Linked DNA regions of Mus musculus: regions 2 and 3 are each linked to region 1. Evidence: chromatin loops called from intact Hi-C (ENCODE). Cell type or tissue: left cerebral cortex. All regions are shown on one strand.

Evidence for each region. A loop is a pair of places that touch in the nucleus more often than their neighbours do. Peaks named below come from ENCODE experiments on the same cell type or tissue, not always from the same donor. Only the 100,000 strongest peaks of a DNase experiment are listed, where the experiment ranks them.
Region 2: a loop joins it to region 1, with 2.1 times the contacts of the local background. A loop is called at or near these places in 4 of 42 quality-filtered maps.
Region 3: a loop joins it to region 1, with 2.4 times the contacts of the local background. A loop is called at or near these places in 8 of 42 quality-filtered maps.

The regions. Positions count from the first base shown.
Region 1 is chr1:34,650,133-34,658,132 of GRCm38, reverse strand. It overlaps Gm38647 (a long non-coding RNA gene), which reads left to right. Exons shown (of 4, transcript XR_865332.2): 4 at 533-897. Among named protein-coding and RNA genes, the nearest start is that of Gm38647, 13 kb to the left of the region's middle. In left cerebral cortex, no CTCF peak of the experiment used is centred here; a DNase peak (open chromatin) is centred at 3,682.
Region 2 is chr1:34,803,839-34,811,838 of GRCm38, reverse strand. Arhgef4 (Rho guanine nucleotide exchange factor (GEF) 4) reads right to left here. Exons shown (of 14, transcript NM_001368773.1): 6 at 6,746-6,925; 7 at 5,704-5,883; 8 at 5,345-5,524; 9 at 4,548-4,780; 10 at 4,068-4,197; 11 at 2,011-2,142; 12 at 1,285-1,528; 13 at 676-753; 14 at 1-161. The coding sequence ends at 10. Among named protein-coding and RNA genes, the nearest start is that of Gm32790, 15 kb to the right of the region's middle. In left cerebral cortex, a CTCF peak has its summit at 3,644; DNase peaks (open chromatin) are centred at 6,365, 6,676, 7,362, 7,827 and 2 more places; H3K27ac peaks cover 115 bases.
Region 3 is chr1:34,887,785-34,895,784 of GRCm38, reverse strand. It overlaps the pseudogene Gm19430. Among named protein-coding and RNA genes, the nearest start is that of Plekhb2, 42 kb to the right of the region's middle. In left cerebral cortex, CTCF peaks have their summits at 1,820 (motif pointing left) and 4,031; DNase peaks (open chromatin) are centred at 1,753, 3,627 and 4,018.

The DNA.
Region 1 (8,000 bases):
CAGGGATGGCACCACCCACAATAGGCTGGGCCCTCCCCTCTTGATCACTAAAATGCCTTACAGCTGGATCTTATGGAGGCATTTTCTCAAGGGAAGCTCCTTTCTCTGTGATAGCTCCAGTTTGTGTCAAGTTGACACACAAAAGCAGCCAGTACAGTGGGGTTAATGTAATATAGGTATGGTCTGTGTGATATAAAGGAATGCTCGTGTGTGTGTGTGTGTGTGTGTGTGTGTGTGTGTGTGTGTGTGTGATGTTGTGTTCTCTATAGAGTGAGGGCTGGAGGGGAGAGGGAAAGAATATATGTTTACACCATCTAAGGAAACCCCACTGTGTGTCCTCAGTTTTGGCTGTGGCAGCTCACAGGCACCCTCTTACCACTCACCTTTGCTTGGTTTGGTGAGTCCACCTCCACCAGAGGAGATGGCAAAGCCTCCCTGGGCTGGGAGCCAGGGCAGGTGGAGGTGGGTGTGTCTGGATGTGGCTGAGCCCTGGCTGTCATGCCTGTAACTCCTTCTCTTCCATCCTGCCTAGACCTGTTCTTGGCAGAGGAGAGAACATGGGACTCTACTCACCTTCAAGATTCAAGCATGGCTCCCAGAAGCTGTTTGGCCTACCATGAAACACCAAGAGGAGGTTTGGACAAAAGGGCTATCATCCCAAATATGCACTCCCAACCCCTAAGACCTGCTAGAGACCTTTATCCATGGGTGCTTGAAAGACAGGAGGTCCCTTTGACACGAAAAGAGAATGGAATGCTCTGTTCTTTATATGTCCCTTTACTGGGTGTCCTCAAGCAGTCACCTAAACTCTCTTAATCCCTAAAACCAGGTGAAAGAGCCTCCCATGGTTAAAAGTTGAGAGGATTAAATGAGGAAAATGGGCATCTGGCAAGGTGTCTGCTGCAAGTAGCTTCCTCTCTGTGACAGTTCATATTGATTGACAGTTTGAGTGGATAGAGAATTACACAGGAAAGAAACCTCCAAGCTCGAACCTCAGGGAGTTCTTAGATTGTGGGCTAGAGTTGTACGAGCTGGGCTCCTAGACCGAATAAAAAGGAGGGCATGAGCTGAGCACCTGAAGTTACCTTCTTCCTGACTGAGGATGTAATGTGACCTGCTGTTTCACACTCCTGCTGTAATGATTCAGTGTGATCCACTGCCGCACACTCCTGCTGCAGTGATGCAGTGTGACTGCTGTCTCACACTCCTGCTGCAGTGATGCAGTGTGATCCACTGTCTCACACTCCTGCTGCAGTGATGTAGTGTGACTGCTGTCTCAGACTCCTGCTGTAATGATTTAGTGTAACCACTGCCACACACTCCTGCTGCAGTGATGCAGTGTGATCCACTGCCTCACACTCCTGCTGCAGTGATGAAGTGTGATCCATTGCCTCACACTCCTGCTGCAGTGATGCAGTGTGACTGCTGTCTCACACTCCTGCTGCAGTGATGCAGTGTGACTGCTGTCTCACACTCCTGCTGCAGTGATGCAGTGTGACTGCTGTCTCACACTCCTGCTGCAGTGATGCAGTGTGACTGCTGTCTCACACTCCTGCTGCAGTGATGCAGTGTGACTGCTGTCTCACACTCCTGCTGCAGTGATGCAGTGTGACTGCTGTCTCACACTCCTGCTGCAGTGATGCAGTGTGATCCACTGCCTCACACTCCTGCTGCAGTGATGCAGTGTAACCTGCTGCCTCATGGTCCTGCTGCTGTGACTTTCTGCCATGATGCACTATACTCTCAAAGTGTGAGCCAGAATAAACCCTCCTTTGTGTTGGTTCAGGTCAGGTGTTTGATCACAGCAAAGGAAAGTGTAAATGATTGTTCTTTTCCCTGGAATGTGGAGCTCTGGGGTAAGATGAAACCAGGCCTTTGCCTGGAAAGTAGACAGAGGATTTTGCATAGGGGTTCCAATTTCTCCACAATCTCACCAACACTATTCATTTTCTTCCTTTCCTTTCCTTTCCTTTCCTTTCCTTTCCTTTCCTTTCCTTTCCTTTCCTTTCCTTTCCTTTCCTTTCCTTCCCTTCCCTTCCCTTCCCTTCCCTTCCCTTCCCTTCCCTTCCCTTCCCTTCCCTTCCCTTCCCTTCCCTTTCCTTTCCTTTCCTTTCCTTTCCTTTCCTTTCCTTTCCTTTCCTTTCCTTTCCTTTCCTTTCCTTTCCTTCTTTGTGTGTGTGTGCATGCTCATGCATGTATGTTTGTGTGCATGTGCATGCCTGTGTGTGTGTGTGTGTGTGTGTGTGTGTGTGTGTGTGTGTGTGTTAATTGCAGCCATCCCCCTGGCTGTGAAGCAGTACTCTATTTCAGAAGCTTCAGTTTCTAGGTGATAAATAGCATTGTCCATCTTTTTGTGTACTTCAGATACTTTAATACCTTCTTAGGAGACATGTCTATTTTCTTTTCTTGCTTTTCAGCTGTTTATTTCTTTGCTAGTTTTTGGATGGAACTGTGTGATTGTATTGTAAAGTTGTGAGAGTTTGAGAAGTCTGTGCTCCGAAAGTACAGCACACAGCAGACACCTGGGTTGCTTTTCACTATATCAGGTGACTATGTTGAGACATTAATGCTTTAGTTTTAATGAAGCTCAGCTTATCCAATATTTCTTTTGTTGTCTGTGCTTTTGGGGTAATGGCTGAAAGTGGCCATTAAACCAAATATCATGTAATTCCCACTGTATTTCTTTCTAGGCATAAACTAAATGACTTATATTTAGGCAATGAGTTCATTTTTTATGTCCTTTCTCCCATTTGCCCCTGTCCTTATTCTATCACGTGTGTCCCTGGCTTTGTACTTTCATAAATGAGACCTCCCCGGGAGTTCTTTGGGAGTGCAATGCACCTCCTCGGAGGTCATACTTTGTACCCTGTCTTTACAGATCCACTAGACTTGAGCCCCATAATTCTAGAAACTAAGTGGGATGGTGGGTGTGTTTGTTCCTTCATTGCTGTGACAAAATGCCCCAGCTAAAGAGATCCAAGAGAAGTGTTTCTCTTGGCTCCCAGAGTATGTACTCTATCATGGCAGGGAGACCACAGCAACATGAATGTGAAGCAGCTGGTCATGTTGCATCCACAGCCAATCAGGAGAGAGCTGTGAACCTTCCTACCCTGTTAGCTTTCTCCTCTTAATCATTCCATTCCCTCGTGGGTTGCACTGACTACCGTGAAATTGGATCTTTCTATCTCTATAATCATAATCTAGAGACTCCCTCACAGGTGAACTGAGAGGCTAGCCTTATCTAAATAATCTCTCACAGGTGTGCTCCTAGGTTTGTCTTCTGGGTGATTCTGAGTCCTACCAAGTTGACAATTAATATTAACCATCACACTGAGCATGGATTTTGAAGAAAATCAGTGCTGTCTTGCGTGACAACTTGGGGAAGACAGCACCTATTTCTTGGGACAGCAAACTCCCTCAGATGGGATGAAACACCTACTGTCTCTGCGGAGGTGATAGTCAGTGCTCAAACCTCCTCTCAGGGGTGTTTCATGTAAAGACAAGCAGAGCTTCCAGGAGCCATGTTTGAATCTTGAAAGTGGATAGAATCCCAGGCACTGTGTGTGTGTGTGTGTGTGTGTGTGTGTGTGTGCGCGTGTGCGCGCGCGTGTACAGGGAACAGATCTAAGCAGGATCTAATGGAAGGAGCCACAGGCACGGCAGTCAGCCAGGGTGTGTCCACCTCCAGAGACACCCACGTCCACTTGCCCCAGCTTCTGGGCTGTGGAGGCGTTGCCAGCTGTACTGGTGAAGTCAGTCCCACATCACACCAAGCAAGGGTGAGGAGTGAGAGGATCCCTCAGAGCTGCCACAGCAAAGACTGAAAACACACAGTAGGACTTCCTTGGAACTCATCAATTGGCCATCCAGTGAGTTCTTGGGATGTATCTTTCTCTTTCTCATCTCCCCCAGGGTTGAGATTATAGACATCTGCTATCATGCCTAGCTTTTGTCTGGGTGCCAGGGATCTGAATGCCAGTCCTCCTGGTTGCCTGGCAGGCACTTTACCAAGCAAGCCACCGCCCATGCCCCAGTTAACCTATATTCTGTATCTTGGGAAAGAGCTGGTCCTCCCTCTCTTCATTACTAAGTAATGATTTATCTCCAGTTTTTCTCCTAAGTGTCTTGTGGACTTTAGCTCTGATGTGTGTCATTAATCTAGAGTTTTTTTTTTTTTTTTTTTTTTGCACATGGTGTAAGATGGAGGATTCAAATTAATTCATTTCAGCATGAACATTAAGCTGTCTCTGTATGAATTGTTGGAGAAATTGAATAGACTTGTTCCTCTCATTGAAAGCCATCTGACCATAGTCATAAAAGTTTTTATTCAGGAATCTCAGTTTATTTCACTGATCTACATGTCTAACTTCTATCAAGTCTGAGGAGTGATTTTTTTTTCTGATAACTTTACTGAATATAAAGATCACATAAGGTATTTCGGCTTCTAAACACTAAGTCTTCTAATCCATGAGAGTGGATTGCTTCTAATTGTTCAATATTCTCAAGAGTCTACAACAGTATTTTATAGTTTATAATGCATATGTCTTTCACCTCCTTACAAGTCAGAGGGACACTGACCTGGCTCTCATTGTATTATTAACTTAACTTCCTTGCACTTTGAGAATGGTGATTTAAAACTAGAAATAAACCAAACAAAAAAGAAAGTGCAAGGGAGAGTTACTTAGCCTCAACCTTCAACCTGACATAGTCTAAAACTCTTTGAGGGAGCCTCAACTGAGAGTTTGACTCAATCAGACTGGCCTGTGGGCATGCATATAAGGCATTTCCTTGATGGCTGATTGGTATAGGGGGACCCAGCTCACTGTGGACAGTGCATCCCTAGACAGGGGTCCTAGGCTAAATCAGAAAGGTATCTAAGCAGAGTTAGGAAGCAAGCCAGTAAGCAGCATTTCTCCATGGTTTCTGCTTCAGTTCTTTCTTGACCTCCTGACCTCATAACTCAAAGAAATGATTTCCTTGCATGAGTTGCTTTTGGTTAGAATATTTATCTCAGCGACAGAGAAAAAAATACTACAGAAATTACTACCAGAAGTGGGGGTTGTTGCAGCAACAGACCTAATCATGTTTTTAACCTTTTGAAAGATTGTCATGTGTTTGAAACTCTGAGCAAGAAAAGATATTGAGTGCTCAAGCTTACGTGGATGCTCTAACCAGGCGTTGGGAAGATAATAATGGTATGAGAAATGCAGAGAATATAGGTGTGACTTGTGACATTTAAGAAGAAAGTAAATACTCAATACTTAAAGTATTTGAATTAGAAGTCTCTGGTTGAGTTGAGCATGCTGGTGCACACCTTGAACTCCAGTACTTGGGAGATGGAGGATGTCTGTGACTTTAAGACCAGCCTGGTCTACACCACAAGGTTCAAGCCAGCCAGGGCTACACAGTGAGACCCTGCCACAAAATAAATAAATAAGTAAATAGAAAAATAAAAATGTAAAAAAAAATCCATGATTGCTAGTTATCTGGGGCTGAAAAACCAGCTGTGATTTTTAAGAGATCAGCATCATTGAGGCAAAAATATCTGAGAAATAAAGGTAAAACCTTAATTTTAGGGGAAACTCCAAGATATTGGACGTACCACAACCATAGGCAGTCTGTCAAGGACAGCAATGGGTATGCAGTGGAAGAGACTTTGAAATTCCAAAGTGTGGATTTAAAAAAATATATTATGGAAGTTTTAAAGCTAACAATGTTTTATAAAGTCTTGGAGATAGACACAAAGGAAAGGCTATGTTTTCATAGTGATGTGTTTATGTGTCAAATTGACAAGGAGTCAAATGTTTTGGTTAGTTTAGCAATCTCAGCCCTTGGGAGATGGAGGCTTTCTAGAGATAGAGGAGATCAGGAACTCAAGGCCATCCTGAAATACACAAGGAATTTGAGGCCAGCCTGGTCTACATGAACCTGCATGTGACACTATCCCCAGGGAGAAGTGGATCAATGTCTACTCACCCCAGATAGATAATTGAAAACAGAACAAAGTAATCATTCCATAAACTCTAACTCCGTGAATCAAGGAGTTTATTGGGGTTGCTTGAAGGATTGTGAATGAAGAGTTACTTACAAGTCACAGAAGTGACTCAAAGACAGCATCACTGAAGCTCACCCCTGCATGCGTGACAGCTCGTGACAACTGGAAACCTGGGGTTCACAGCACGTCATGCAGACAGACAAGGTCAGAGAGGTTCTTTAGCTGTCCTTGCTGCTTATAAAACCTTGCGGCAGGGGTGGAGACTTCCTGAATTTTTGAAGTTGCTCATAATCCTTCTTTTAGAACTTTCTGGGCTTTCTTGAGCTTCCCTCTAGGGTGGAATGCTTCAATTCTAAGGAAATAGCTGCAGGGTAGACTCTGCATCCTTAATAAAGGAAATAAAGAATATGACATTATTTGATATGCACACTAGAATTTTTGAATGTGAATAGTCCTTATAGGCTCATATATTTGAGTGCTTGGTCCCTGGTTAGTGGAATTGATTGGGAAGGATTAAGAGGTGTGGCCTTGTTGGGGCAGATGCATCACTCAAGTGGCCTTGAGGTTTCAAAGGTGCACTCTAGGCCCAGTCTCTCTCTCTCTCTCTCTCTCTCTCTCTCTCTCTCTCTCTCTCTCTCTCTCTGCCTGAAGATCAGTTAAGCTTCCAGTCCCATTCCTCCCTGTTGCCACACTTCCTACTGTGATGATCATGGACTAACCATCAGAAACTGTAAGAAGCCCCCAGTTAAATGCTTTCTTTTATTTATAGCAGTTGCCTGTGGTCATGGTGTCTCTTCACAGAAAACTCTCATCACAGCAACTAATATAAATAATAATAAAATTTTAAAATAATGAAAAAAAGTGGAATTTAAATATAAAGATAACCACATAACCTGCTGTTGGGTCAAAGCTCCAGGCCAGGCTGAGAAGGAGTTGGGGGTCTTGGGACTTTGCAGTGTTTCCAGGCTGGTGTAGGCAAGATCAGTAGCAGGCAGTAGACAGAGGAACAGAGAAGAGTCTAAGTTGTCTGTCATCGTAGACCCCACAAAAACGTGGGCTGAGGGCAAGGGACATCTTTGGGAATATAGCTGTAGTGGCTATTCCTGGTTGTCAACTTGACAATATTTGGAATGAACTACAATCCGGAATTGGAAGGCTCACCAGTGACCCTTATCTGGAGGCTTGGAGATCCTTATCTGGATCTTGGTTTGAAGATCTTGAGCCATAGTGGCTATGGATTCCAGAAGATTGAATCTCCGAGTTAAGGAACACACCTTTAATCTGGGCTATGCCTTTCATCTGGGATTAAAGGTGTGGTGGAACACACCTTTAATCTGGGCTACACCTTTTGCTGGAGACAATATAAGGACATTGGAAGAAGGGAGTCTAGCTCTTGCTCTTGCTCCTTCGCCTGCTTGCTGCGTGAGACTGAGTAACTGCTAGATCCTTGGACTTCCATTCACAGCTGCGACTGAACCATTGTTGGGAATTGGGCTGCCGACTGTAAGTCATCAATAAATTCCTTTACTATTTAGAAATTATCCATAAGTTCTGTGACTCTAGAGAACCCTGACTAATACAGAAGTTGGTACCAGGAGTGGTTCTAGAGTAACAGAAGTACAAGGATGAATCTTTTAAAATACTGGAATTGGCTTGTTGATCCACCTGCACTTTCAAATATTGAAACCTCTCCAGATTCTCTCCCTCCTGGGAGCTCAGAGAATTTTGAAGACCCATGGTTGAAACTATATTCCGAACTTAAAGAAGCTAATGCCCTTGATTTTCTTAATGAATTAGGTGATTCAGTGCACAAAGCTTTCTACAAGATGGGGAAAAAATCGAAAAATGATTTTACTGGCTGGCTGCTCTTAGTATCTGTGGAAAAAATGATGAATGAAAGGAAGGAGTTGTGTGATAAAATCGAAAGGCTCCAGACACAAGTAAACGATCTAAAAGTTGCTAAGTGTGTCCTTGAGGAGAATCTTCTCTCTTGTAGCAATAGAGC
Region 2 (8,000 bases), 150 kb before region 1:
GATGCTGGCTCACTTGCGGAAAGGCGCCAGTCTGCTGATGCTGTGCCAGAAGTTAGATGGCTTCCGCCTGGGCTCTGCTAGCACCAACACTTGCTGCTGGGGCCGGCTGGCAGGCAATGATGGATGCTTGTGGCGGGTCAGGTATCCTGGCCTTCCCACAGCTGGACAGAGGAGAGAGAGACACCAGGGGTCACAAGGGTAGCAGACAAAGGGGCCTGTTTGTGGGTTCTGCTGTAGATCTTCCATAGAGTAGTAGCCACACAGGACTTGCTTCCTAAGGGGCTAACCACAGCACACACGATCCCTGGGTATCAATAGTTTTTGGCCTGGCCTGGCCTACTGCAGCCTGAGGGCTGGCCAGGGCCACGGTCCAAGGCATGGAATGTCTGCCTCTATCTATGAAGTTGGGAGAGATGGCTTGTTCACAGGCGGCTGGGACACACTATCAGCAGCCTAGGGAGGTAAGCTCTAATTCCTGGTGTCTCCTGGAGGTCAGAGAAGTCAAGCAAACACTGTCATCTCTCTCATCTCTCTTACCACCCTTGAAAACAGACGCCTGTAAAGGGTGGCCAGTGGACCTCTCCAGGGATATGGATGGCTAGCTGCCATTGCTTTGGAGAAGGAAACGCAGTCAAGGCTGGCACTGCCCAGGGAGTAAGATGCTTCCCCATTTACCTTTAGGCTTCCCCGTGGCCTGCTGCTTGCTGGCGTTCAGCATGGCCTGCTTCCTCTGCAGCTCGGTGATGGAGAAGCCTGGAGGAAGGACACATGTGAGACCCCACCTTGCCTTCAGCTGCTCATGTGCCTCCCTGGAGGGCTTTCTAGTCCAGGTGCTATCCTCCTGTGCCCCATTCCTATCACGCTTGAGACAGCCTGGCATGGCAGGGACTTCCCTCACCTGCTCATCCATTCTGTCTTGCCAGCCAAGGGAGAGAACGAAGCTCCCTGAGCCACTGTCTCATTTCTGTCTCTGCCAGAGCCACTGACTCTACCCCTTCCCACTTCTCTAATACCTAGCTTCTTCACCCCTATAGAGGCTACCAAACCAAAGCATGAAGCTGGTGACCAAGGAACAGGAAAGGATGGGAAAGGCTTCTCTAGTTAGTACCCACCCCATGTTCTCCAGGGCTCGGTGGGAAGGGGCTCCCCCAGGTCTCAACATGGGCACATAATAGTGAGCTACTCCCATCAGACTCAGTCAATAGGGTTGACCACAGGAATGGCCATTTCTACCAGGCGGGGGTGGGCCCCAGTGGCTAGGCAAGGCCCAGCAGGTTCTCCCACCTGTCTCCTGGTCCAGCCGCACCTGCTCCCTCTCTCTGGCAAAGGCCTTCAGCCAGCGCTGCTTCTGTTCTGGCTTCCTGGCACACAGTAGGTGGCTGTCCCCCGTGGTACCACAGTACAGACGGAAGGCGTTCTTGACACTCACATGGAGGTCTCGGTCCTTCCCATCTTCCACATCTACCACCTCCAGGTCATCCATGTCCAGCCGGCCCTTGTAGTACAGCACGTCCCGGCGAAGCAGATCCTGCCAGATGCTGCCCTGAGCCCTGGCTCATGTCCAGGGTCCATGCCCACCTCCCCTCCAGGCCACTGACTGACAGGACAGTCTAATCTTTTGAGGTGCACATGGTCTGGTGGGCAGAAAGCCTCAGAAACTAAAGCAGCGGTCCATATGGTGCAGGAGAGAGCAGAGAGAACAAGGAAGGCTTCGTGCATGGGGCCACTGTGCCATGGTTTGAAAGAAGCAGAAGCTAGCAGTAAGGAGGCCAGAGGCTGCTGGGATCAGAGAAATCATGAGACAGAGGCAAAGGCTTGCAGAGGGAGACTTGATCTGAGGAGTGGGCAGTGACAGTGACCAGGTCGGGGGGAGGGGGACGTTCTCAACAGCACACTATTCAAACAGCTACCCCCAGTGTCCCTGGGCTCATCATGGAGAGCCTATCCTAAGGGCCCGACTGGGGCTCTACTCCATGAGACTGGTCTGGCTAGGCAGGGTGGTTCGGATACCTTTTTACAGTAGATGAGCTGGCGGTCAAAGAGAAAAAACATTCTCTGCTGACTCCTGGCTTGAGGCTGTGTCACGCGGGTCAGCTCCCCCGAGTGGATGAGTTCCGAGCTCCTGACCAGAAGGTCTTCCCCCTGAGTGAACCCCAAGGAGAGCCATGAGGGAAGTGTGCCCAACCTTAGGCTCTACTTCCTGCCTCCGTGGGCGAGTGGGCAAGGTAAGAGGAACACTCTTCAAGCCCAAAGGCAGCCTTGCAAGTGTGGCTGCGGGAGGAGAGAAAGGTAGGTCTGACCCACCCCTGTCGTCATAGCCACCCCTGTCGTCATAGCCTTCGGTGGCTGGCGAGCATTGGGGATCTGAGGTCGCTGAAGTACACTGTAATTTCTCAAAGAGTATGAAACTGTCAAAAATGTTTGTTGGTTACAGTTGAAATATTTTGATCTATTGAGCTAAATAAAATCCTAAAGTTCATTTTACGGTTTCATTTTGCGTGGTGTGTTGTGTGCCCACATGTTTACGTGTGTGTCTTCATGTGTGCTTGTATGTATGTATGAGCATGGTGGAGGAACAGGTCAACAGCAATCAGGTGTCTTAATGACTTTCCACCTTTTTAAAAAAAAACAACTTTTATTATTTATTTATTGGGGGCGGTGCATGCACACATGCAAGTGTGTGGAGCGCAGAGAACCCCTGGCAGGATCCTCACCACCAAAGGGTCCTGGAGACTGGCATGAGTTTCGGCATCTTTGGCAGCAGGTACCTTTACCTGCCAAGCCATCTCTACCTTATTCGTTGAGCAAGGTCTTTTCACTGAACTCATAAAATCAGTTAGGCTGGGTGGCCAGAAAGTCTCAGGAATCTTGTCTCCGCCCTCTAAGAGTGAGAGGCAGGTGTATCACCACGCCTTTTTTTTTTTTTTAATGTGGATGCTGGGAATCTGAATCCAGGTCCTCTTGCTTGCATGCAGATCAAGGTGGCACTTTAACTCCTAGGCCCCGGCCCCGCTCTTCCTTTTGGAAGGTGGCTCTTAGAAGTACAGGCTTCTGGACATGGCTCAACCCTGTCTTTTAAATGCTTTAGAGAAAAATTCGGCTTGGCAGGAACTTGCCCCTGCAGCTAGATGTATTTAGTACCTGAAACTGACCTGCCGGAGCTGCTGGCAGCCATCCATGCCAACATGGGGATGACTCTGCTTTCCAGTCCTTGGCCAGGCATGGACTCCGAACCAGGCTTACTGCACTGTCCTGCTGCCTCTACCCAAGGGTTAGGACGCAGTGCGATTACAGGGCCTAGGACTCTACTTCTCTCCTTTCCTGTGCCTTATTCCATGCGTCCCTTATGCTCTCATCCCAACAGCTGGCACAGCTCCATCTGGGTAGGGAGCAGAGGTGGCGGATGGCTGTGTGCAGAGGGGCAGCGTCCTCCCACCCCATGCCTTTAAGGAGCAGGGATGCATAGGCATCAGTTTTACTTGCTTCCTGGCGGATACATGGGGATGGGCAACCCAGAAAAAGTGAGCATCCATTTCTAGTCCCACCACAGGCTCTAAACTCAGCTGTTAAAAGTTCCAGAAGCTGGGCTGGATCAACGGTTAAGAGCACTGACTGCTCTTCCAAAGGTCCTGAGTTCAAATCCCAGCAACCATCTGTAGTGGCTCACAACCATCCGTAATGAGATCTGACGCCCTCTTCTGGTGTGTCTGAAGACAGCTACAGTGTACTTAGATATAATAATAAATCTTTTAAAAAGAAAGTTCTAGAAGTTATCTAAAACTTAGCAGTCCAGCCTGTTCTGGGGGCAGAGAAACAGATCAGCGTGTCTTAGACACATAGTTCCTTGGGTTAGGGCTGTCCCTAGGCTGGCAGTGGCTGGAAAAGTTGCACATAGGAAGGAGACCATTAGGTGCCAAAGTGGAGGCGCCACCAGAGGCCCAGTGCAAGAGAACCTGTCTTACAGCAGCTCCTGGGAGTGCAGTGGGTTCCCGCCTCTCATCCCTTCTGCGCAAGAACAGTTCTCAAGCAAAGACCCCATAGGATTTCCTGGGCACCGGGGCCCTCACCTCCCAGTCCTCTATGGAGCTCTGCCACTGAGCAATCTTGTCGATGTTTTCAAGTCTTCGTTTCCGTTCGTTGATGAGCTGGGCCACATTCTTCATGGCGTGCAAGGCAGCTTCAACATTCTTAAAGTCCCTGGGGCAGAACAGACAGAAGCAGGGTGCAGCAAGCTGGAGGGCAGGAAGAGCTGTAAAGTCTCCAGAGGCCATTCCATGTGCGGTTACCCTCAGCCTTACCTATTAAGTACAGTAGCCCTCCTTTCCTGCATAACTTCCAGGTATAACAGTTTAATGTACTACTAATGTACTACTTCCCTACTCCGGTATAGCTCAAGGTGGTGGCCTTGCTTTACCCTAAGCTGTTTCCCAGTGCCTACAAGCAGTACCCAGCATTCTGCAAACAGTACCCACGCTGCAAATAACTCAGTGTGCTGGCTGATGGCATGCAGTCTCAGGCAGCTCCCCTCCCCACCCTGTGCCCTCTACCTGTGCTGGGGGTGTGTGTACTTGAGCAGCTCCGCCAGCTGGAGGGGATACTTGCAGATCTTCTGCACCGGGGTCAGCAGAAAGCCATCCAGCGAGATGTCAATCATCCTTTGCAGCAGCCGGCAGGCCTCGAAGAAGTACACGTACTTGCTGAGCTTCGTGAGCCGGGAGAGCTCCACGCAGGCATTGGGGTGGTTGTTGCAGTACTCAGAATAGATCTGGAAGTCTGCTTGCTGGGGGCACAGCTGGAGGTCAGGATGGCTGTCTCCTGTTTCCCCAGGCAACAGGCCACAGCCATAAGGTGAGAGGGTCAGGAGCTTCCGCATTTTATATAGGCGCTGGTTCTATCTACTTCGCTGGGTACAAACTATGTAGTCATTCCGGGAATGGAAAAAAATTAGCTGTGATGTGTCTGCCTATCCTTGGAGCTACTGGACTTTCCTGGTAGGGCTTCTATGAGATATTCCGATCATGCCTCTGTTTTTATTTTATTATCTTTGAATGAAATCAGTGGTGATTCAAAAAAGATTATCAAAGCTAAACAGGAAGAGCCTTGGAAGCTGGGGAGATTCCCTCGACTTGCTTCAGTAGAGGACAAGACAGTCTGCCCAGGAAGGCTAGTAGCTCTTATCTGTGAACCTGGTGTGGAAAATTCTGGGGGAAGAGTAGGTGGCCTGGGACAGCACAAGGATGCCAAGCAGAGACAAGTAGGGATGGGGTGGGGTCAGGGGAGGGCCAGGCACTGCAGCCTATTAGGGCTTAGGGGTCCTGTGCGGGATGGGTCCAGGCGCACTCACGTGTTCCAGAAAGCAGGCCCCCAACTCGCTCAGGTGTGGCCGCTCCGTGTTGAACTTCTGCTCCAAAGCCTTCACAAATGCCTTTTGGCAGCGGTAGATGTCCTCGATGTTCCCAAAGATGGTGCGCAGCTGCTCTTCACTGAACATATCCTCCCGTTTGCGGCACTGGCGGACATAGCCCTGGGGGGTGGGGCGGAGCCAAGCTCTCGGGGACCCATCTGTGTACCCCACTATATGCCACGCCCTCCGCACCAGTGTACCACGCCCTCTGACCGCGCCCATCCCATTCTAACCTATAGCCTAAGTTGCGCAGCCCACTACCCTCACTTCTCCAAGCAAGCCCTGCCTGCCTTCCTCACCTCGCAGATGTCGCGAAGGTGCTTGATGTAGTCTCGCTCAGTGCTGAGGATCTCATTGATGACATTTGTGCGCATCTGGTCCTTGCAGCTCTGAGCCTCTGGACCGCTGTCATCGGCCTCTCTAGCCCCGGCCCGCGGGGCCTCATAGTCATCCGCGGGCTCATCCTGGTTCACGCGCAGCTTTAGACAACAACGCAAGGCAGATTAACCCCTGCCATCTTCTAGTCAGTCCCTGAACTCCGCTCTAGGTCATCTGAAGCTGAGGCCAGTAGCTGCCACAGGACACACAGGTCCAAGGGCACACCCACAATTTCCCTGCAACTGCCTCCTAGACGCAAAAGCCGGGGCAGGGGATAGTGAGTTTGATAGCCACAGCTACTGTCTTACTCTTCTGGTATACTTTGTTCTCATCAGGGATTGGAGCAAAGCACTAGGGACTTCTTCTGAACCAAACCTCATCCTAGGGCATCTAGGTGTAAGAATTCATGTGCCTAGGTAGAGACCATGCTAGATCACTAGCCTGTAAGTTTAGGAAAGGGTAGGGGTTGGGGCTCTGCCCTGGAGTACCCGAGAACCAGGGAATTCTCTCCCTCTGCCTGACCTTTGGGAGTCTGAATCAAGAGTTCTTTGGTGACCAGATGCAGCCTAAGATTGGAACTGGTCATTTGTTCTCTTGGGTATAATCACGCTGTCTATGCCTCCTCCCATATTTCTACCCCTCAGGGCTGTGTGTGTTCCACGGTTCCCACAGTCTAGCTTAGTGATGCATTAAAGTGGTCGAATTCTGAAGCATCATATTCTTACATTTCTGATCTGCTCTTCTCTGTGGCCCTAGAGGGCTGGCAAGCAGGGGATTGAATGTCTGTGCCACAGTTCTGATCCTATACCCATCTGGTTGGAGGCAAACAGAGAGGGTGCGGTCCACCCCCCATGCCTGGGACTGCAGCGCTGTTTGGGGCCCAGACTTCTGAGCAGAGCCAAGAGTCTTCAATCCACCCCCACCCCCACCCCCACCCTAGGAAAGTACAGACTGGAGCCGTACCCGTACAAAGCTGGCAGGGAACCACCCCTCGCCATCTGCCACTCGGCCCCACCACCATTCCCTGTTGGTGGCATCCATCACTTCGATGACATCCCCAGCTTTGAAGCCCAGCTCCTGGTCATCCATGGTGACATGGTCCCACAGGGCTTCAGCACACACCACACTGCCATCACTGATGAGCTGTAGAGAGAGAGTGTCAAGGCCAGTAGGTCAGTGAGGCAGGGCTACCCTACTCTACTCCATACCCAGCAGCCCTAGAAGGGATCCTGGCCTGCTTTACAGAGAAATGAATGAAGTTTCCCTCCAGGCCAGCAGCTCTTCTGGACGCAGGGCTATGCCTAAGGCATGCCTAGACTGTTGAAGCTCAATGAGAGAACACAAAATGGGACTGACTGTCATGGCCCCTTCTCTGTTCAGCCACACCTTCAGCTTGGTTGAGTTTATGGCTTCAGCTTCAACGTCCTACCCTGAGATGTTAGGCTAGGACTGGGACATGGCAATTGGCAGCTACTACCTGCTCTCCTAGGCAGCCATTTAAAGGGGGAGGAGGATGGAGTCGCTCCCTCTGCAGGATCTTGTGGACTTGCATGGCTTGTGAGGTCATCCAGTTAACAGTGCTGCATTGCCAATGACAGTGCCCACCACGGCAGCTGGGTCATATTTGTATGCTTCTTTAACCCCTTGCAGAAGTAGTCATATGACACCATCGCTCCGTACTACAGCCCAGGCACCAGCTGAGGAGTGGTCCTTCTCAGACTGAGACGTGGAGGGCTGTTTTGATCTTTCTATCTGCCTTCCTTTCCTTCCCAGGCAGGAGATTAAATATCTGCTACCGGACAGCTCTATGTCCTGGGCTCTTTCTGCTCAGAGGGCTGGTGAGGCTCCTCTCTCCACTGTGTCGCCTGCCCCTGGCCCCTTCCAGGTGGCCTTCATGGTTGGAACTCTGCCCCCCAGCCATTGGCTCCCCGCTTTCTGTTCTGAAGGCTGTTTCTTTCTGCTTTAAGAATAAATGACTCTGGTGCCTAAGGCAGGAGATAGTGTGTGGGATGCATGTGGCCTCCTTCCTGGCCAACCTAACAAAGAAGAACTAGACTGTACATCCCCAAGACAAACAAACAAACACACACACACACACACACACACACACACACACACACACACACACATACACACACGCCCCAGCCAATCCTACCGCTAAGCTGCTCTATATCCTTGTTTGTTCCCCTTTTGGCCTCTCTGGGTGCTTCCATATCGA
Region 3 (8,000 bases), 240 kb before region 1:
CCGCAAGGCAGGTCACCAGCAAGGCAGGCAAACGAATGCTGCTTTCCCTCAGCAGCATTCTGCAGAGGGAAGGTACTGCCTACAGGCATGCCCATTCCATCTAGCCTTTGAAACACAGGCTGAGTCTCCTCCTTCTGCCCCTCCTGCAGATTTTCAACCGTCCACACCCCCTGCCCCAAATGAGCTCAGGTCAAAAATGGGTTGCAGCCTTTGATGGGGTCCCCTGTGTCCCTCTATCCCTAGCCACCTTCTCTCCCTGATCCCTGGATTCCTTTTTTCAAGGGGAGACTTAAAAGAAAGCCTATATAAACAGGTAAGAGAGCTTATATAAACAACGAGGGGACCCCCGGTGCTCAGTAAAGGATACCCTCTTCCCATTTATGTGCCCATGATGCTGTTAACAACTAGCTGCAGAGCTGGAGTGTGCTATCTAGGACACCATGCATCTCACAGAGAGAGTCTTCCCCATCCCCTTCTTTAATCCTGCCCCCAAATGGCCTCACAGACTCACCCGCAGCAATGTCTCTTAGTTGGTTCTGGATCCAATCATGATGACAACCAGTATTAGCCATCACGCCTGTCACACCAAGAGCTGTGCAGCCTGAGCCTCTTCTACACCTGCCCCAGAAGCCTCCCTGTCCTACGGCTGTGGCGAGCTTGCTCCTCAAACTCAGCACCGAGCCTCCCCAGCCTGCACTAAGTTCCGTTTCTCACCCTGTAGTGTTAGGCTGGTACCGTCTGCCACAGCTAGAAGGACTTTTCAGAGGGAGGCCTCCATCCTTCAACAGTATTTATGAGGTTGTCACCAAGTAATGCACAAATATTCACAAGATAAAGGGCCTCACAGTGAGCCATGGAGATGACAGCTTGAGCTACGCAGAGAAATCCTTCCGACACAGTGATCAAACCAAAACAACTTTTCCACATTTATGCACGGTGGCATCTCAAAAGTCATCCATTAGAAGAATCTTTATGCCACTGCCAGCTCCAGGAGAGACACCCACCATCAGGCTTTGGGCAATGCACTCCAGGCTCTTATCCTAGGGCAGGGATGGCTAAGTGAAGCACCTGGCTCACAGGGCACAGTGTTGCATGGCCAGGACCACTAACTGGGGCTGTGGCCACACCCGGAATGGCAGGTTCCTGGAGCACCTGGGACTTCACAGATGTTTCTGCCACCCCTGGCCTTTGAACCAAGAGGCTGAGTCTCTGCCCTCTGATTCCATAGCTAGATCATCAGCTCTTTCCTCCCCCTTCCCCAAATGAGCTCAGGTCAAAAACTGAGTTACAGCCTTTGGTGGCACCTACATTGTCCCTTTATCCCTAAACAGTGCCCCCTCCCAGTGCATTCATTTCTCAAAGGAAATCTTAAAAGAAAATATATATAAACAAGTAAAGGGAACTACTATAAGCAGCCCTGCATGGGGATCCCTGGCACTCTGCAGAGGACACCCTCTTCTCACGTATGTTCACGTGCTGCTGTTAACAGATAGCTACAGAGCTAGAGTGTGCTATCTAAGACACCTTGCATATCACAACATGATAAGACCCATCCCAGAACATAAGAAAGTCCCTTATGGGATGCGCTTGTGGAGTCGCCTCATGTGAACCACAAAATAAACAGCTCCCATTCATTCCTCAAACTCTGGATGACGTCCAGACTGCCCTTCCACAGATCTACATCTGTGGGCAGAGCCCCGGCCTGGCCCCAACCTCTGCCAAAGAGAGAGATGTTGGCCCGGTTCACAAGTTCACCAAGCCAGATGGGCTCTTGAGTCTTTCTGGCTCCACTGGACAGACTAGCTCCCCCAACTGGCTCAAAGAGGTATTTTCTTAGCAAAGATTACAAGTGCAGAATGCGGCCACCAAGCTCTGCTCAGCATTCTTCTCTCTCTTGCTTATTATGAAAGCCTTGCTTACCTATGACCAGCAAGGACAGGCAGCCAAAAGAACATGGAGACAGTGCAATCACAGAGTGGAGATTTCTAAGCCCTGGGGGTTACTGGTACCCAGGCACCTCCCACAACCAACAGGTTCTTCACTCAACTCATTAGCTTGCCCTGCTCCCCATGTCTGGCTTGGTCTGAGCTAGGGCAGAGAAGCAATTACAGAGGGAGATGGGGGAATGAAACAGCAGGGCGGCTCGGTGCTAGATAGCATCATCCAACTTGTCCCTCCAAGAGAAAGAAAGCAGAGAAGGGACCAGCCGAGGAAAGGGGGAAGAGGTAGGTGCTCTAGCACCAAGCCATTCCTCACGCCCCATCTCTCCTCCATCTTTGCAAGTGTTTGTCTGCCACAACTGAGACTAGACCAGTGGGCAGGGGTGGGGAGGGGCATGTGTTGGATGAAGACTCTGGTGGGAAAACCTAGGAGATAAGAAAGAAGGGAGGAAGCAGAGGGAGGAGGAAGGAGAGAAAGTTAGGGGGAGGAGGAATGGGGATGAGATGGAAAGGCAGAAGCAGGAGTCTATAGATACACCAGGTCAGGGGGCAAGGGGCACTGCAGTCCAAATGCTATAAAGACTGTACACAGGCACCCATAGACAGCCTCCTTAGTTCACAGTGGGTCCCACACCCAGCACAGGGATATGGACTGGAGTATTCCTGTTCTTAACCACACACTGTTGCTGAGCAAGCTCCCACCCAGGCCTAGCTTACAGCAGCCGCTTACAAAACATCTGGGGAGGAAATGAGGGTGTCAGCAGATGAGAGGTGAGGTAGATGGGTACATGGGTAGATGGACGGATAAATTGATAAATGAATATCCTAAGACATAAAGTGAAGAAGTCCTTGATTTACTTCTGGTCACAACTTCTATCTAGTTCAGTGCAAAAGACTGGTGTTCAGGTCTTCCATTCACGGCTACAGTAGATCATCGGCCCTTTTATACTCTTTGAGTGCCCTAGGTACCGTGCCTGCAGACCCCATCTGGCCAGCAAGCAGAAAGAAAACTCAAGTCCATGTAGGCAGCCTACATGGATGTGGAAGGGGTGTGCCTGGATGTGGAAGGGGTGTGCCTAGAAAGGTCAGCCTGGTTTCTGCATGGCCACATCTAGCCAGAGCCCTGAGATGCAGCTGTCCAAGCTCCCATAGGAGACCTTCCAGTACAAAGGGCAAAGCCTGCCATGATAGCTGCACATCTCAGGCATCCGCACCGGTGACAAGATTGATAGTTTAGGTAGAAGTGAAAGAATGCTTAGATGCCGGCAGTCAGCAGCAGGCAGCAGGAGATCTAGGGCAGGGAGGATAGATAAGCCCACCAGGGGATTCATACTCTCTAACAGGCACATATTTTGTAGGACATGTACTCTGTGAAGCATGTATTCTCTGCGGACGCAGGTTCACACTGGACTTGTCTTCTCGGCTGTAAACTTCTCTGAGCGGTTGCCTTGGATTAAGCATTACATTAGCCTTCACCTCTCCCTGCTATCCCCCACCCCGCCAGATGCTGTGGTCATGTACTTCATAAAAGGTGCTTCTGGAACTGGGGAGGATACCCAGTGGGGAACAGAGAGAGCTTGTTTCTTCTTTCTCTAAAACTCTTCTTATCTCTGTACTCCACTGAACAAGCCGCTGCCTCCTCCGGCTAGTGACCACGTTCCCTGACAGCCTCTATGTCCTACATAGCACATAGCAATGAAAACAACCAGATCTAGGCCATTCGCAAACTGGCACAGGCCAACCTCAGACTGGCAGTAAAAAAAACCTCACTGTCCACCCATCTTAGGGTCTGCCTCAACACCGGTGTGACAGAAAATGGCGAGAAGAGACCCTGAGTCTTAGGACTTCGCATGCCCTCCTTTTGCTGAACACCTCATCCACCAGATACCTAAAACGTCCGCAATAGACAGGCTGTTTTTTGAGGGTGGGGAGGGGTGCACAATTCAGGTAAGGAGCACGAATGCAGGGAGGTGCTCACCCTTTATGCCTCTCCTTGTGTGCTAAGCCTCCAGCTCAGCCCTCGCCACTTATCAGGTTTAGCTGAGGCTGGGTGACAAGAAGAGACTTTTCCTGGGGCCACCCTGACACCCAGTGGCGGCTCCCAGTAGCAGCAGCTGACTGGAAGAACAGTAAATGCAGAAAATTCTATGCTACAGGAGAGAGAAGCCTTCCCGAAACCAGTTTCTCCAACTTAACTTGCAATGGAACTGTGCGGAGGGCTGGCTTGGATTCAAATCCAATGGGTTCTCAGGGATTTCAGGGCTATGGGGCTGGCATCCCTGGGAACCGCGGGCCAACAAGGGCAATGGAGAGGCTAGAGGAGAAAAATCTGTATGCCTGCAGGATGCCTGGGAGGTGAGATTAGTTCACATAGAGGAGGAAACTGAGGTGAGAGGCCCAAGCTGCTTGCCCCGGTCTAGAAAAGCAACGGAGAATTGAATTCAGTTCCCCAGAAAGTACGCCTGCCCCACTGTGGGCCTTCCAGCAGATTCCACTGTAGCTTTCACAGGTGAATGGTGGCACCTTCTTTTTATTTTTTATTAGGTATTTTCTTTATTTACATTTCAAATGTTATCCTCTTTGCTAGTTTCCCCTCCAAAAATCCCCTATCCCCTCCCCGCTCCCCCTGCTCCCCAACCCACCCACTCCCATCCCTGGTCCTGGCATTCCCCTACACTGGGGCATAGAGCCTTCACAGGACCAAGGGCCTCTCCTCCCATTGATGAACGACTAGGCCATCCTTTGCTACATATATAGCTAGAGCCACAAATTCTACCATGTGTTTTCTTTGATTGGTGATATAGTTCCAAGGAGCTCTGGGGGTACTGGTTAGTTCATATTGATGTCCCTCCTATGGGGCTTCAGTCCCCTTCAGCTCCCTGGGTATTTCTCTGGCTCCTTCATTAGGGACCTTGTGCTGCGTCCGATGGATGACTGTGAACATCCACTTCTGTATTTGCCAGGCACTGGCAGAGTCTCTCAGGAGACAGCTATATCAGGCTCCTGTCAGTAGGCTCTTGTTGGCATCTGCCTAGTGACTGGATTTGGTGGTTGTTTATGGAGTGGATCCCAGGGTGGGGCAGTCTCTGGATGGTCGTTCCTTCAGGCTCTGCTCCGAACTTTGTCTCTACAACTCCTTCCATGGGTATTTTGTTCCTCATTCTAAGAAAGAACAAAGTATCCACTCTTCGGTCTTCCTTCTTCTTGGGTTTCATGTGTTTTGCAAATTTAATCTTGGGTATTCTAAGTCTCTGGGCTTATATCCACTTATCAGTGAGTGCATATCATGTGAGTTCTTTTGTGATTGGGTTACCTCACTCAGGATGATACCCTCCAGATACATCCATTTGCCTAAGAATTTCATAAATTCATTCGTTTTAATAGCTGAGTAGTACTCCATTGTGTAAATGTACCACATTTTCTGTATCCATTCTTCTGTTGAGGGACATCTGGGTTCTTTCCAGCTTCTGGCTATTATAAATAAGGCTGCTATGAACATAGTGGAACAAGTGTCCTTATGACAAATTGGAACATCTTCTGGATATATGCCCAGGAGAGGTATTGCTGGATATTCCGGTCATGCTATGACCAGTTTTCTAAGGAACCACCAAACTGATTTCCAGAGTGGTTGTATCAGCTTGCAACCCCACCAGCAATGGAGGAGTGTCCCTCTTTCTCCACATTCTCACCAGCATCTGGTGTCATGTGAATTTTTGATCTAAGCCATTCTGACTGGTGTGAGGTGGAATCTCAGGGTTGTTTTGCTTTGTATTTCTCTGATAATTAAGGATGCTGAATTTTTTTTTCAGGGGCTTCTCAGCCATTCAGTATTTCTCAATTGAAAATTCTTTGTTTAGCTCTGTACCCCATTTTAATAGGGTTATTTGATTTTCTGGAGTCCAGCTTCTTGAGTTCTTTGTATATATTGAATATTAGTCCCCTATCAGATTTAGGATTGGTAAAAATTCTTTCCCAATCTGTTGGTGGCCTTTTTGTCTTATTGACAGTGTCTTTTGCCTTACAAAACCTTTGCAATTTTATGAGGTCCCATTTGTCAATTCTCAATATTATAGCACAAACCATTGCTCTTCTGTTCAGAAAAATTTCTCCTGTTCCCATATCTTCGAGGCTTTTCCCCACTTTCTCCTCTATAAGTTTCAGTGTCTCTGGTTTTATGTGGAGTTCTTTGATCCACTTAGAATTGAGCTTTGTACAAGGAGATAATAAAGGATCAATTCGCATTCTTCTACATGAAAACCGCCAGTTGTGCTAGCAGCATTTGTTGAAAATGTTGCCTTTTTCCCACTGGATGGTTTTAGCTCCCTTGTCAAAGATCAAGTGACCATAGGTGTGTGGGTTCATTTCTGGGTCTTCAATTCTATTCCATTGATCTACCTGTCTGTCACTGTACCAGTACTGTCTTAGTCAGGGTTTCTATTCCTGCACAAACATCATGACCAAGAAACAAGTTGGGAATGAAAGGGTTTATTTGGCTTACACTTCCATACTGCTGTTCATCACCAAGGAAGTCAGGACTGGAACTCAAACAGGTCAGGAAGCAGGAGCTGATGCAGAGGCCATGAAGGGATGTTCCTTACTGGCTTGCTTCCCCTGGCTTGCTCAACCTGCTCTCTTATAGAACCAAGATTACCAGCCCAGATATAGTCCCATCCACAAGGGGCCTTTCCCCCTTGATCACTAATTGAGGAAATGCCTTACAGTTGGCTCTCATGGAGGCATTTCCTCAACTGAAGCTCCTTTTTCTGTGATAACTCCAGCTGTGTCAAGTTGACACAAAACTAGCCAGTACAGTACCATGCAGTTTTTTATCACAATTGCTCTATAGTATAGCTTGAGGTTAGGCATGGTGATTCCCCCAGAGGTTCTTTTATTTTGAGAATAGTTTTTGCTATCCTAGGTTTTTTTGTTATTCCAGATGAATTTGCAAATTGCCCTTTCTAACTCTGTGAAGAAATGAGTTGGAAATTTGATGGGGATTGTATTGAATCTGTAGATTGCTTTCAGCAAGATAGCGATTTTTACTATATTAATCCTGCCAATCCATGAGCATTGGAGATCTTTTCATCTTCTGAGACCTTCTTCAATTTCTTTCTTCAGAGACTTGAAGTTCTTTTTTTTGGGGGGGGGGGTGTGTTTGTTTTGTTTTGTTTTGTTTTTTCAAGACAGGGTTTCTCTGTGTAGCCCTGGCTGTCCTGGAACTCACTTTGTAGACCAGGCTGGCCTCAGACTTAGAAATCTGCCTGCCTCTGCCTCCCAAGTGCTGGGATTAAAGGCATGTGCCATCACCAAGAGGTTGAAGTTCTTATCATACAGATCTTTCACTTCCTTAGTTAGAGTCACACCAAGGTATTTTATATTATTTGTGACTATTGTGAAGGGTGTTGTTTCTCTAATTTCTTTCTCAGCCTGTTTATCCTTTGTGTAGAGAAAGGCCACTGATTTGTTTGAGTTAATTTTATATCCAGCTACTTTACTGAAGCTTTTTATCGGGTTTAGGAGTTCTCTGGTGGAATTTTTAGGGACACTTATATATAACAACATATCACCTGCAAATAGTTATATTTTGACTTCTTCCTTTACAATTTGTATCCCCTTGATTTCCTTTTGATGTGTAATTGCTCTGACTAGGACTTCAAGTACTATATTGAATAGGTAGGGAGAAAGTGGGCAGTCTTGTCTAGTCCCTGATTTTAGTAGAATTGCTTCAAGTTTCTCTCCATTTAGTTTGATGTTGGCTACTGGTTTGCTGTATATTTCTTTTATTACATTTAGGTATGGGCCTTGATTTCCTGATCATTCCAAGACTTTTATCATGAATGGGTGTTGGATTTTTGTCAAATGCTTTCTCAGCATCTAATGAGATAGATGATCATGTGGTTTTTGTCTTTGAGTTTGTTTATATAGTGGATTCCATTGATGGATTACCACATATTAAACCATTTCTGCATCCCTGGGATAAAGCATACTTGATCATGATGGATGATCGTTTTGATGCGTTCTTGGATTCGGTTTGCGAGGATTTTATTGAGTATTTTTGCA